Regions from separate parts of the Homo sapiens genome. Here region 2 is linked to region 1. Evidence: chromatin contacts called from ENCODE Hi-C or POLR2A ChIA-PET data. All regions are on one chromosome and are shown on one strand. The core of a region is the stretch at or near the end of the contact, and the rest is flanking DNA. Distances in the headings are between cores, read along the strand shown.

Region 1 (7,063 bases), core at 436-2,935:
CCACTGTGGAGGTTGCAAAAAGACTACAACCCGAATTTAAGGATGTGGACCAAGAGGAAAATCTATGTCAAGGGCAACTGGATGTAAATTCCTGCTGTGTTTGTCTTTGGTAAACATTACTTCACTCGATGGTAACATCTCGTTGATGATGGTGTTATCACCTTGTACTGTGCATTTTGGAGCTGAGATGTTTTTCTTGCTAATATCATATGCTTGTATGAAATGGTGTTTGTGGCCTCCATTTTGTGAAACAGAGTAAGATGAACAGGTGGGATGAAAATGCTTCTTTTACCTCAGTTCCTTTGAGACAGGTTGATGTTTAACAGCTGGAAACAATGTGTTCATTTTGAGAAGACACGTTTTATATAACGTTTTGTTGTGATTAATTTTTTGTCAGTAAAAAAGACTTCAGTAGAAAGTCAATGCAGGTACATATAATAAGCCAGGTTCTTCTGATACACACCATGTCTGAGTCAAGAAATACAGCGTGTTATGTCTTGCCTCTGTGGCAAATTTTCCTTCCAAGGGACGTATCTTTTCTTCTCAATTATTTTCACACTTAAAGTTAGCCAAAAGATCAAGAAGTGATTTTTATTTTCAAGGCAACAATGTCACAGTAAAGCAAAATGAATTTTAAAGTGACCAGAGCTACATTATGAACCATTTTGATATGCAGATAATATATTGTGAGACATAGGGTGTGTTTGTAAAGGGTAAGAAGAATAGGAGAGGAATTGTTGCAAAAGTCAATTACAGAAAGTGAACGATCTGCTCTTGGCCCAAAGCTGCTTGGATTTAAGGACGAGAGTTCACAGAAAACCCAACTAGCAAGTGTGATTAAATCCCGAATGGCTCTAATGCATAATTCCAGATATGACTTGTTATCAGTTTGTTACTCCCTTATATATTATAGCTGCTTTTTATATTGTTTTCATTTTCTGGGGTGATTTGATGTAACTAATTACTGGCAATGTGAATTACTATCTTTAAAAAAATCAGAGTAATTCCTTAATATCAGTGAAACTAAATTGTGAAATTATTAAGTCCCCTGGACAACCCTTTGACTTTGAGGATTTACTTTTTTTCAAATAAAGCATGAGTTTATATGTTACTTTCCCAAATAGATTTTACTTGAAGGCTGAGATTCTGCAAAGCCTGTCATAACATGCTGCACATAGTAGGTGCTCAACAAATACTTATTTGGTTGGCTTTGACAGGTATCAGTAATTTTTCCCAGGTCTCTATCCTTTTTCCCCCATATTGAAAAAGTTATTTAAAAATAAAGCAAGGACTATTTATTACTCAAGTATTAAGATTATTTATAACAATAGATCTTTTGTTACATTATTTCAGTGAGCATTAGGTTTTATTGTTCTTCTTGGTAAAATGTTATTTACCTGGAACTGGAAGCCTTGGATTTTATCTTAGCCCAAGAATGTGTGTTTAGCACAGAATGTAATTAGGGGAAATACTTAAGGGATTGTCAATGCAGTGTTCTTTTAGCTCTTAAGCAATCCGTATCCTGCTAAAATGTTTATCTTTTTTTTTTCTTCCTTTCTGGCTGCTGTTCCAGGTCCCTTATTTCGCGTGAGTCTTTGGCGTCCACGACCTTGAGTCTGACGGAAAGTCAGTCGGCCTCAAGCATGAAGCAGGAGTGGTCCCAGGGCTACAGGGCCCTCCCTTCGCTCTCCAACCACGGCTCTCAGAATGGCCTTGATCTAGGGGATCTCCTTAGCCTTCCTCCCGGGACATCCATGTCCAGCAATAGTGTCTCTAACTCATTACCATCCTACCTTTTTGGCACGGAAAGTAGCCACTCTCCTTACCCTAGTCCTCGGCACTCATCCACCAGGTCCCACTCGGCCCGCTCCAAGAAGAGAGCGCTGTCCTTGTCCCCGCTGTCCGATGGCATCGGGATAGATTTCAATACCATCATCCGCACGTCGCCCACGTCCTTGGTGGCCTACATCAACGGGTCGAGGGCTTCGCCGGCCAACCTGTCCCCGCAGCCGGAGGTCTACGGGCATTTCCTGGGCGTGCGCGGCAGCTGCATTCCCCAGCCGCGCCCGGTGCCCGGCAGCCAGAAGGGCGTGCTGGTGGCCCCTGGAGGCCTGGCGCTGCCGGCCTACGGCGAGGACGGGGCCCTGGAGCACGAGCGCATGCAACAGCTGGAGCACGGCGGCCTGCAGCCAGGCCTGGTCAACCACATGGTGGTGCAGCATGGCCTGCCGGGCCCCGACAGCCAGTCGGCCGGCCTGTTCAAGACCGAACGCCTGGAGGAGTTCCCGGGCAGCACCGTAGACCTACCCCCCGCGCCTCCGCTCCCTCCTCTGCCGCCGCCCCCAGGCCCCCCACCCCCTTACCATGCCCATGCGCACCTTCACCACCCGGAGCTCGGGCCCCACGCCCAGCAGCTGGCCTTGCCCCAGGCCACCCTGGACGACGACGGGGAGATGGACGGCATCGGGGGCAAGCATTGCTGCCGCTGGATCGACTGCAGCGCCCTGTACGACCAGCAGGAGGAGCTCGTGCGGCACATCGAGAAGGTCCACATCGACCAGCGCAAAGGGGAGGACTTCACTTGCTTCTGGGCCGGTTGCCCTCGAAGATACAAGCCCTTCAACGCCCGCTATAAACTGCTGATCCACATGAGAGTCCACTCTGGGGAGAAGCCCAACAAGTGTACGGTGAGTTTCCGAAGCGCAAGGGGTGACCTCTCTTGAAGGCCCGGCTTGCTTTGCGTACGTGTGTTTTTTCCTAACTCGGCCCATGGAGTTTGCATGCGTGGGGGTCTAGGTATCCATGAGATGGGGTTCCCCTTCAGCTTGAGGAAGGGGAAGATTTCTTTCATGGTTAGTGGCTCTCCATTGCTATATTTCCTTCTGCAAAGGTACACGATCCATCCCAGCAGGTGATCAGTCTGCCACACTCTGTAAAATCTTGGAAAGGAGATGCCAGCCAGGTACCAACTTTGAATTTCCTTAATGTGTATGGATGTGCAAGAGCAGAAGGACACAGATTGCACATCAGCAAGCTTTAGTTCTTTTCCAAAGCAAATATGCAGTGACTTTTTCTTCCCTCCAATAACCGGGCTAGAATTGGGATGGAGAGAAGAGTGGTTTTGATATTTGAAAAGGAACTCACCACTTAGCAACTTGGCTAGTAAAAGTGTTTCGGCATGCATCCACATGCCTGCGCTCTGTACCTTCCAGGGTTGAGAGACTAGCTAATGATTTATAGTCGGCATAAAATCACCCAGGGGATACACAGGAGCAGAATCTCACAGGATCCTAACTAATTTTAAGAGGTAATTTTGTAGAGAGATATGAGGAGAAAGAGCAGGGAAGCCTTTGGTGCTGAGGGAAGTGGGCCTGATGTCTCTTTCTTCCTCGCCTCTGCCTTTCACAGCATCCATCCTGGAACTCTCTCTGTTTCTTGGCAAAATTTACTATTTTTGAATAATACGATTCTTAAATGGTTTCACAACAATTTCACACCTCACAGAAACCCTCAGGGTTTATAAACAGGGCATCACCCTTGGGATCACAGGATGGCTTTGCACAATCTCAGACAGCTCACTTAAGTATTGGAAAAAGAAGAACATGTGTTTTATATTAGTTTAGATGGACAGAAATATTTCATTTAAAGTCTAAGATTTCTATATATTCCCTGGATATTGAGTATGGTGCTGGTACTAAATATGTGAAATATATAAATCAATTTAAACAGAAATTTATTTGTACTGTGGTTCCCCAGCCCGAGTTCCTTCTTTCTGTAGTATGTCAGTGATGAAAAAGAATCTGGACTATGTGTATGCTTGATTATAGATTGGCCAAGGTTTCTTATTCATGTAAAAGCAAACCAAACAGGTGATAGCTATAATGCAAGTATTCAAAGCACTTTTTCACTGCCCGGTAGGTATTTTTGAAAGAGTTTTAAGAATGTCTTGTGGAATGGAATTGCATTTCTTGTCACAACGCTATGCACCACATTGTGATTTTTCTCAAGGAAAACCTGAAGCTGATACATTGCGAGAATGCCAGGTTATATGAGTGAAAAGAATAATTACTTTCCAGACAGCAAAACCTTACTCTGTCACTAGGGTTCTGCATTAAAAATGCCACAAAGAAACAAGCAATTGAAGGCAATTCAATTTACTCTGGAACACACCGGCCTATTGCAGGCAGGAAAGACATTCAGCCTCTGAAGGAAAACAGTCCAACCTTTTAGTTCTGACTAATCCTGGCTGAAAATAGTTCACTGGATTTGGCTTTACTGAAATAAACATAAAGGCTCGAATTATCCAGAAAAATATTTTTTGCATTGCAAAATTAATTTTTGTGCAATAGGATTTCCCCATTTTTCTACTGTTGCCAGGCTTTGCAAAGACATATAACTTTTTAAAGTTGATTTTTGCTGAAGTGCACGATAAATATCAAAAATATAAATACTTCAGTGAAAGAATAAGCTGATAGGTTAATGTTCGCAGGCTTATGCATAGCTTCTCATTGTATTGTTCAGAATGGGTATGGGAGATGATTTCTCTTCCTCTGATCTGCCCACTCCCCACTTCTAGGTGGAATCTTTATAAAATTCAGATTGATGATTTAACAGTGTATCGAATCTAGGACCACAAAGCATTTATTTACACATGTAATAGTGCACATAATAAACAGGGTTTCTTAGGAGCTGATTAATGCTGCAATTCTAGTTCTGGGGCTATATATTTTTAGCAGGAAGCCTTCATTTTCTTCTAAAACATACATATTATGGGCATTGTGTCTTCTGAAAACTGTTAGGTTGCTACATTGTCATCTGCTTGATTTGTAGGGTGATAGCCAACTGGCAGCAATTAATTTTGCTGTGAAAGTTTAGCAGTCCTCTTAAGTTGTAATCCACAGATAGAATACCTGGTTTTTAAAGTAGATATGCACCTGGAAAAAAATGTATTTTTCTGCCTTTTGCAAAACACATATTTATAGTCTTGGAGTCCACACACATACAACTGTTACAATTAAAATGTTTCATATCCCACTGACTTCAAATCTGATGGTAGTTGACTGAAAGCTCACGATCCTTGACAAGTAAAATGGCCACATTCTTCTTTTGGAAATGCGAAGTGACCTTTGGTTTTTGTGGCTGTGTCATACACTGCAGGGCTAGGAGCAGTCTAAATGATAAGAGCCGGGCCATTTTTTAGTTTTATATATGTTTAACTGCTATTTTCTGTGTATGATAGAGTTAGTCATTTTCACTTGCTTAGCTTATTGACCCAAGAAAGAAATGATGACCACATTGTGTTTGGTGGCCATGACTACAAGCAACACAAAGAGCTTCTGGAAGTTATGGTAAAATAGGGGTGTGTGAGAGGGCTACTCAGTGACGGCTTGCTTACAGTAAGTGGCTGCCACTGGTATCCTCCCTCATGCCAAATTTCATGTCATGCATGAGAGAACGCATTCTCAGAATCTCTGACCATAACTCCCTGGACTTATCAGAACCCTGGGATTCACATCATTCAGGATTCTGGGTGGCAGAACTGGGGGAGGGCTGTGAATTTATTATTTGGTTAACTTACTGGAAGAAGAGAATGGGTTCTTTTCCTTTTACCCCGACAACTCCACCCTTGTGTAGATCTCTTTCTTATTGCTTCTGTGGAAAGCCCAACCAGCTGCTCTCTTTCCAGGCCTGGCCTCGATTGCAGAGACATTCCCACCCAGTGGCAAAGGGCTTGAGAAGTAAAGGCCTCTGTAGACAGACAGGCAGACCTCAGCTAGTCAGAAACCGGGATATGCCAATATTACATTTTAAAATACCCGACTCCATTCACTGCTATCTATTAACTATAGTACTTTCTAGGTGCTGAATCTCTTTATTTTGACCTTCTGAGCTTAGACCAACTGCAACCTTGGTAAATCTCAGAATTATCAAAATATTTGAGCATTATCAGCTATAACTGTTGAATTCTATTAAGTTTTTCTGAGATGGTAAGGTCACAGGTCAGAACAAGTCATGGAGTCTCTGAATTTGTCCCTTTCCCAAACCCCTGTTTCATGTTCCTAAAAGGACAACATGAAGTATAAACCCAAACAATAGATGTACACTAATCATCCCTAACAATATCCATAGTGAATGGTTCCAACAGAGTGCACCCTGAGAACGTTTGTACTGTAGATCTTTTTACCATCAAGTTGAAGACTGTGCAATGGTTGGGTAACGGTGCCCAGTAAGTGTGTTCTGAATGAGCTTGGGCATGCTCTGTCTGTTGGTGCTTCTCATGAGAAAGGCTGTCTGCCTATCTGGGGCAGAGTGAGTAGAGGGACCCAGGGTTCTGTTGCTAGGATCAGAAACACTGATGACTTGCCTTCACGTACGACTGAAAGCAGTTGTGCTAGCAGGTTGGGGAGTGCTGGTAAGGGAATTGGGGGAACGTGGGCCTCCGCTTAAATTTTGTTTATTTTTCCTGGATGAATTTTATCCAATGGCAAAAAGGAATTGTTCAAAACTTTTACCCACCCATGGATTTTCATGAAAATGTCACTGACCAAAGACCAGTTTTGAATTTTGTATGAATTGACTCATTTCTCCACAGGCATTTTGCCTGGCAAAATCCAGAGTATTTTCTTTGGCTTGAATATTGGGCAGTGGTGCTTTTTAAGTAACATTGGATTATGATTTCAAGAAAATAAATACAGAGCTGGGACCATGTCCCCATTCCTCTTTTGTGGCCTGATGTATGGGTACACAAGCCAGCTTTGGCCTCATAAGACATGTCTTGAGGAAATGTAAATTTATTGTAAGCTGTGGAAGGCCTTTTTCACATTCGCTTTTATTCTGATAAGACTCAGTGTTGATGTGGTCTATGACCAGAGGGACCTTAGGAAAATATCATGTAAGCATAATTCTTAATCCCCACTTCATAATCCTCATATTGGCAATAATGAATAAATTATCATAATACCAAGTATCAATAAGGGTATGGAGAAGTGGATACCCTTTAACGTTGTTGGAGAGACTAAATTGGTGTAACCACTTTGGAGATCAATGTGGTAATACCTAGTAA
Region 2 (7,247 bases), core at 2,955-5,454, 220 kb before region 1:
TTTTTATGGCTGCATAGTATTCCGTGGTGTGTATGTACCGCATTTTCTTTATCCGGTCCACCGTTGGTGGGCATTTAGGTTGATTCCATGTCTTTATTATTGTGACTAGTGCTGTGATAAGCATACATGTGCATGTGTCTTTATGGTAGAATGATTTATATTCCTTTAGGCATATACCAAGTAATGGGATTGCTGGGTTGAATGGTAGTTCAGTTTTAGGTTCTTTGAGTAATCGCCAAACTGCTTTCCACTGTAGCTGAACTAGTTTACATTTCTGCCAGCAGTGTATAAGCATTCCTTTTTCTCCACAACTCTCGCAGCATGTTATTTTTTTACCTTTTATAATAGCCATTCTGACTGGTGTGAGATAGTATCTCATTGTTTTGTTTTGTTTTGTTGAGACAGGTGCTAGCTCTGTTGCCCATGCTGGAGTGCAGTGGCACAATCAGAGCTTACTGAAGCCTCGAACTCCTGGGCTCAAGCAATCTTCCCACCTCAGCCTTTCAAGTAGCTGGGACCACAGGGGTGTGCCACCGTGCCTGACTAATTTTTTAATTTTTTTTTGAAGAGATGAGGTCTTGCTATGTTGCCCAGGCTGGTCTCAAATTCATGGGCTCAAGTGATCCTCCTGCCTTGGCCTCCCACAGTGCTGGGATTGTAGGCATGAGCCACCATGCCTGGGCCTCACTGTGGTTTTGATTTGCTTTTCTCTAATGATTATCAATGTTAAACATTTTTTCATATGCCCAAAAGCTCCTAGATCTGATAAACAACTTCAGCAAAGTTTGAGGATACAAAACCAGTGTACAAAAATCAGTAGCATTTCTATAATCAAAAATGCCCAAGCTGAGAGCCAAATCAAGAACACAATCCCATTCACAATAGCCACACACACAAAATAAAATACCTATGAATACAGCTAATCAGGGAGGTAAAAGATCTCTACAGTGAGAATTACAAAACACTGCTGAAATCAGAGATGACACAAACAAATGCAAAAACATGCCATGCTCATGGATTGGAAGAATCAATATTGTTAAAATGGCCATACTGCCCAAAGCAATTTACAGATTTAATGCTATTCCTATTAAACCACCAATGACATTCTTCACAGAATTAGAAAAGAACTATTATAGTATTCATATGGAACCAAAAAAACAGCTGAAATAGCCACAGCAATTCTAAGCAAAAAGTTAGAATTCTAAGCACTGGAGAGATCACGTTACCCAACTTTATACTACAAGACCGCAGTAACCCAAATAGCATGGTAGTGGTACACAGACACATAGACCAATGGAACAGAATAGAGAACCCAGAAATAAAGCCACACACCTACAATCACCCAACCTTTGACAAAATCAACAAGAACAGGCAATGGGGAAAGCGATGAAAGCACCAGGCCATAAATGGTGCTGGGATAACTGGCTAGCCGCGTGCAGAAGATTGAACCTGGATCCCTTCCTTTCATCATACACAAAAATTAACTCAAGATGGGTTAAAGACCTAAATGTAAAACCCAAAACTATAAAAACCCTGAAAGATAACCTAGGAAATGCCATTCTGGACATAGGCCTTGACAAAAGATTTCATGACAAAAGTGCCAAAAGCAATAATAAAAATTGACAAATGGGACCTAATTAAACTAAAGAGCCTCTGCACAGCAAAAGAAACTATCCACAGATTAAACAGACAAACTACAGAATGGGAGAAAATATTTGCAAAGTATGCATCCAACAAAGGTCTAATATCCAGAATCCACAAGGAACTTAAGCAAATTAACAAGCAAAAACATACATCCCCATTAAAAGATGGGCAAAGGACATGAACAGATACTTCTCAAAAGAAGACATATACGTGGTCAACAAGCATGTAGTATGCTTAACTGTTATGAGATTTAATCAGTAACGTGGGAAAAAGGTGATGACAGAAAAAAAAGCGGAGATCCCATTTGTTGGCCATGGGATCTAATGCTGAAGTGGAGGAATTTTCCTTAGAACTGATTGCTTGTTCATAGGAGGGAAGGCAGAGTACCTGGGCACAGTTATCAGAGCTGGCCAGAGGCACTGGTTGTAAGACTGTGGTCTTTTTCTATTGGTTTTCAAATTATCAATAAATGGGATGAGCTTGGATTGGATGCATTGGATGGAAGTGAGTATAGGTGAGGAAGTGCTAGGGGTCTGAGGACAGAAGAGAATGAGGGAAATAAGTCATGGAGGAGAGTGGGAGAAAAAATGATATAGGGCAGCATTAAGGATCTACTGGAGATCAGTGACCTTGAATGTGAAATGAGACAAGTCTTCACAATGGTGAGTTTTTCTCCAGCACACAATGAGCTGTGTGCACATCAGCCTGGAGAAGAAGGAGAGTTGATTTGAACAGGGTCAGATGTTGCCTGATAACTACAAGTGTGTAATCCCAGGGTAATAGAGCTTATCTTTCACTCGTGTGAGTGCAAGCCAGGAGAGCTTTAAGCTCCAGTGATGCCAGATAGGTTGGAAATGGCTGAAGAAGAAGTGGAAGTAGATGGATAGAGAGCAGTCTTGTTTTGTCCTAGAGAGTATTGCACAAGCCTGTGGATCAGATAATGCAACTAGGAAAGTCTGTCCCCAAAAAGGAAACACATAAGTTCTAAGCATACCATTGGACCAGAAGAGATAACAGATCATTTGGATTAGAGGGAAGAAAGACTTGCAGTCCAGAGGCTATTCAAGGATGTCAGATGCCAGTTGTGGGTGTTTGCAGAGTTGCTAAAATATCAGGTGAGGCCAGGCACGGTGGCTCACACCTATAATCCCAGCACTTTGGGAGGCCGAGGCAGGTGTTTGAGACCAGCCTGGCCAACATGGCGAAACCCCATCTATACTAATAATACAAAAATTAGCCAGGAGGGGTCACCCACACCTATAATCCTAGCTACTTGGGTGGCTGAGGCAGGGACAATTGCTTGAACCCAGGAGGCGGAGGTTCAGTGAGTTGAGATAGTGCCACTGAACTCCAGCCTGGGTGATGGGTGACAGAGCGAGACTCTGTCTCCAAAAAAATTAAACAAAAACAAGAATCAGGTGGGATCTGGTTCCGACAACGGTCTCCAGGTTCAAGTGTCCATGGTGGTTAATAGCGTGGATGTGGAGATGAGCACATGGACCATCACCCTCACTCCCTCATTCCTGCTGTCCTGCCACCACAAATACACAGAAGCTTAACCCTAGACCCAGGAACCATCCGGGCAAGGAGAACAGGGATGGAGGATGCATCCTGAAAGATGAGGAATTTGCCCCAAAGACACTGGGTAAGACAAAATAAAAGAATGTTTCATCCTGGAATTGAGTTGCCTTTTAATTGGGAAGTTGAAGTTTTCCCCCACCCCCTCACTTCTATTCAGCTCAAAAGTCAGATGACATCAGTCATGGCAAATAAAGGAAAATGACATACTTTTTTTTTTTTTTCTCATTTGATTTGTAATTCCTAAACTTCTATCTGGGTACAGACGTTTTGGATTATTCAGAGATTTAAAAAATACATACTAACTCTGTTCCCCTGTGGTAATTAAAAGTTGGCCATGTAAGAAAGAAAATATTAAAAGTATGGAGAAGGCTGTAGAAAAAGGGAATAGATCCAGAGATTCTAGGGGAATATCAACCTCATGCTAAGCCAAGCCGTGAGGACATGGTGAATTCACTGATGAGCAAGAAGCAAAGCCGCTTGTCAGCTGGTATTAAATGTTGACTTCTCCCTAGTCTTTGTGTCTTGGTCAATACCAAATGAGAGAATGTTTGCTCTTAAGTTCACTCTAGGAAACTACCCACCAAAAACTTGCTTTACCTTTCTGTCTCTTTTCTTTTCCTTTCCTTTCCTTTCCCTCCCCCTCCCCTCCCCCACCCCTCCCCTACCCCCTCCCCTCCCCTCCCCCTCCCCCCTCCCCCTCCCCTCCCCTCCCCCTTCCCTCCCCCTACAGTTTCTGGTTCTCTGGGCACGTTTTGATCCCAGTGAGAAGCTTCTTTTGTACCAAACTTCCCAAATCCCATCATTGCATTGTTATCTGGCTTTGAAATGTCACTGTGGCATCTCCACCCTTGCTTGGGAAACTTTGCTCAATGAAAAGTCTGATTAGCTTTACCTGACCCTAAATACACACAACAGAGACGGATCACAGAAGGACCAGAAGCAACAGGTTGGAGAGGTTCTTTCCGGTTAGCAATCCAAACCTCTGCACCTATTTGGCCTCTAGGCGGCGCCAGCCCTTCAAAAAACAAGGCTGTTTATGTAACAGATTGGCAGTTTGAACGTCTATATAAATGTCATTCTTTAAAAATAAAGACGAAACTCTCAGTTAACTTAAACAGGAGCAAATTAAAAAGTAGAGTGAAGCATGTATTTCATGAACACAATTCATCGGCTGTCTTTGGTACTTCAAAATGAAACATTTTCTCCAAATAACTGGCACCCTCCCACTGGCTTTAGCTACATAGTGACAAAACAACAGATCAATTCACTTCAGTGAAGAAGACAAATCCAGTCATTGAGGACTGGCTTCATGTGACTTACACACCTGGGGACAGAATTCTATCTATGCCACCAAATATATAAGCCAAGCCACTAAATCATGACTGAGGTGTTGAGTTTATCCTCCCAAACATATCGAGGTAGTGTTGTATGGACAGTCTCAATTGTTTTGAACATGATTATTTTGCTTCATGAACTCACCAGGAGGGTCCTTGAAATGCCGCTTTTCAACATAGTTTTAAGGGTAAGCCTGTAACACATAAAGCCGTCTCATTTTGAAGGCTTTGTGTCCTTGTGTGTTAATGCAGAATCTCAATCTTAGCTTCAAAATGGAATCACTTGGGGAGCTTTAAAAAAAATCCCAAGACTCAGGCACATACCCCAAACCAATTAAATAAGGATCTCTGGAGCTGGGACCCAAGCAACAGTGCTTTTTCCAGGCTCCTTAGGTGATACAATATGAGGCTATATTTTTGGTTCCTCTACTTTCTACTTGCAGCTCCTTCTCCCATGGGGCTGGCTACAGGAACCAATCTCCAGTACTTACACTATTTTCCCCCAGTTCCTTTTTCTCCCTGGGTCTGTCCCCAAACTTCATGCAGAACAATGCCTGTGAACAAGTCACATGCCCTTTAGATTCTTCCAGACCTATTTGAAATTCAGTGGTAGCCACATCTTGACTTCAAGTTTGGGGCCCTATACAGTCATTGACTAGTAGATATGAACAGTACCTCATAGGTTGTCTAGTATGGTGACTCCCAAATACCAGTCCTGAGCTGAATTCTCATCCTGAATAAGAATAATCCAGGGAGCTTGTTTAAAAAATTGTGTGTGTGTGTGTGTGTGTATGTGTGTGTGTGTGTGTGTGTACACACATATATAATAGAAATCCATCTATCTCTCTATATATACGTATAATTTTGTTACCAGAAAGTCTCATTCAGTAGGTCTACAGAAAGACCTGAAAGCTGTGTTTTAACAAGCTAAGCTTAAAGGAAACTCATCTAGTCCAACACTGCCAACACATAGCAGCAGCAAAATCTCAATGGGATATGCCTTGTTCAAGGAAACTTGTCTAGTCAGGAGAAGCGATAGGATTAGAATCAGGTGTCCTGACTCCTGTGAAAAGAAGTCATGCTATGGACAAATACAGTTTTTGCATTTCAAAACTAAACACACACACACACACACACACACACACACACACACACAGCCTTGCCAATCTTACCAGTTAGACATTAGAGAAAGAGCAAACCATCCTGGGAAATCAGATCTGGGTCCTAGCTCCTGCTTGGTCACATAAGCTGTGTGGTTTGGGGCAAATATTTTCATCTCTTTGAACCCCAGTTTCTTCATCTTTCAAATGGGGGTAATAGTTGCCTCATAGAGTTTTGTGAGGATTAAATGATACAACATATCTGAAAGATGGATAGTGGAGCCTGGTACTGAGTAAACAAAACTGGTTGCTACCACCTCTACTATTATGCTACTATTGTGATCATTATTATGAACATTAATCAGCTTTTGTCTGGCCTTGTGATATGGTAGAATGAGTCAGATATTGGCCCAAAGGGATCCTCCATGTTCTTTTACTTCAGTGATGCTTGAGGCCCTTGTCCAACTCAGCATGTCAGAAAAAATGACCGGAAGGAGCCTGAAGCTTTTTGTTTGTTAGATATATTTTTTTGATTATAAAGGAAATATACATCATTGTAGAGTACATAGAAATGTTCAGAATCATTGCAAAATATTGCCTTCATTCGTTTAAATCAAAAGTATGAAAATACTGTCCGTACGATTTTGTATCTTTATTTTCAAATGAACATTTCCTATGTCATTAATTTTTTGACCATATCACTTTAATAGCTGCATACTATCTAATCATATGGCTGTATTTAATTAACTATTTTCTGATTGTTAGACATTTATGTTATTTCCAGCTTTGTTACAATAATTAACACTTTGGTGAAGGTCTTTGTAGATAAAGTATTTTTCTGAGCTTCTGATTATTTCCTCAGGACTGTGTCCCAGAATGAGAGTTTTGGGGTTAAATGATTTGCACTTTTAATGATTCTATGTGTTGCCAAATTACTTTCGGGAAAAGTTGTACCAATTTGTTTGTGCACTAGAAGCCAATGACACTACCAACTCTGAGTATTTTCTTTTCCTAATTTGATAGGTTAAAAGTAGTATCTCATTTTAGTGCATTTAAAAACATTTACTAGTAATATTAGATTTTTAAATATTTATTAGTCATTTATATTCTGTCCTCTGGAAATTGTCCATTTACTTGATCTATTTTTCTCTTGGAATTTAGTGAGTTAGTGTCTTCCTTATCAGAATATATGAGTATTCATGTAGAATTGACAGATAACTTTGTAGACCTCTTTTCATAGATCTTTTTAGCAGATCTGTAGTGTAATTAGTATGAACATCTCTCTACTATCATAAAAACTTGCCAACTAAAGGAATATACAAATTGTATAGGACTTGGGACATGAGCTCTGGAGCAGTGAACATCGCACGTTTCCCATAAGTGATAGTTTTGAGGAATGGCAAGGTTTGGAGTTAGGTGGATCTGGGTCTAAACCCTAGTTCTGTCGCTTACTGGTTTTGCAGTCTTGGTTTTGTTGTTTTATCTTCCTGAGTCTTACTTTCCTTTTCCATAAAACGGAAACTATATATTCAGTTTCAGGGCTCATGTGAGGATGCCAAGAGAAAGGGTGATATCAACACCCCGACAC

What was found. A loop is a pair of places that touch in the nucleus more often than their neighbours do. ChIA-PET counts read pairs that join two places held with the same protein, here RNA polymerase II (POLR2A). Pooled maps may share reads with other maps.
Region 2: a pooled map shows a loop between it and region 1 (4-fold over the local background). The contact joins two enhancer-like sites. A Hi-C loop is called at or near these places in 1 of 37 single-sample maps with no recorded cell type and 6 of 50 pooled maps. POLR2A ChIA-PET finds 5 or more read pairs at or near these places in 1 of 52 experiments (activated CD4-positive, alpha-beta T cell).

Annotation. Positions count from the first base shown.
Region 1 is chr9:4,113,392-4,120,454 of GRCh38, reverse strand. GLIS3 (GLIS family zinc finger 3) reads left to right here. Exons shown (of 11, transcript NM_001042413.2): 4 at 1,574-2,687. Among named protein-coding and RNA genes, the nearest start is that of GLIS3-AS2, 180 kb to the left of the region's middle. Within about 2 kb of position 1,685, at least 5 of the 41 ENCODE cell types and tissues checked have a DNase peak (open chromatin) inside an H3K27ac peak, as active enhancers do.
Region 2 is chr9:4,336,493-4,343,739 of GRCh38, reverse strand. It overlaps a transcript of GLIS3 not described here. Among named protein-coding and RNA genes, the nearest start is that of GLIS3, 40 kb to the right of the region's middle. RefSeq lists an enhancer at 4,057-4,351. Within about 2 kb of position 4,204, at least 4 of the 41 ENCODE cell types and tissues checked have a DNase peak (open chromatin) inside an H3K27ac peak, as active enhancers do.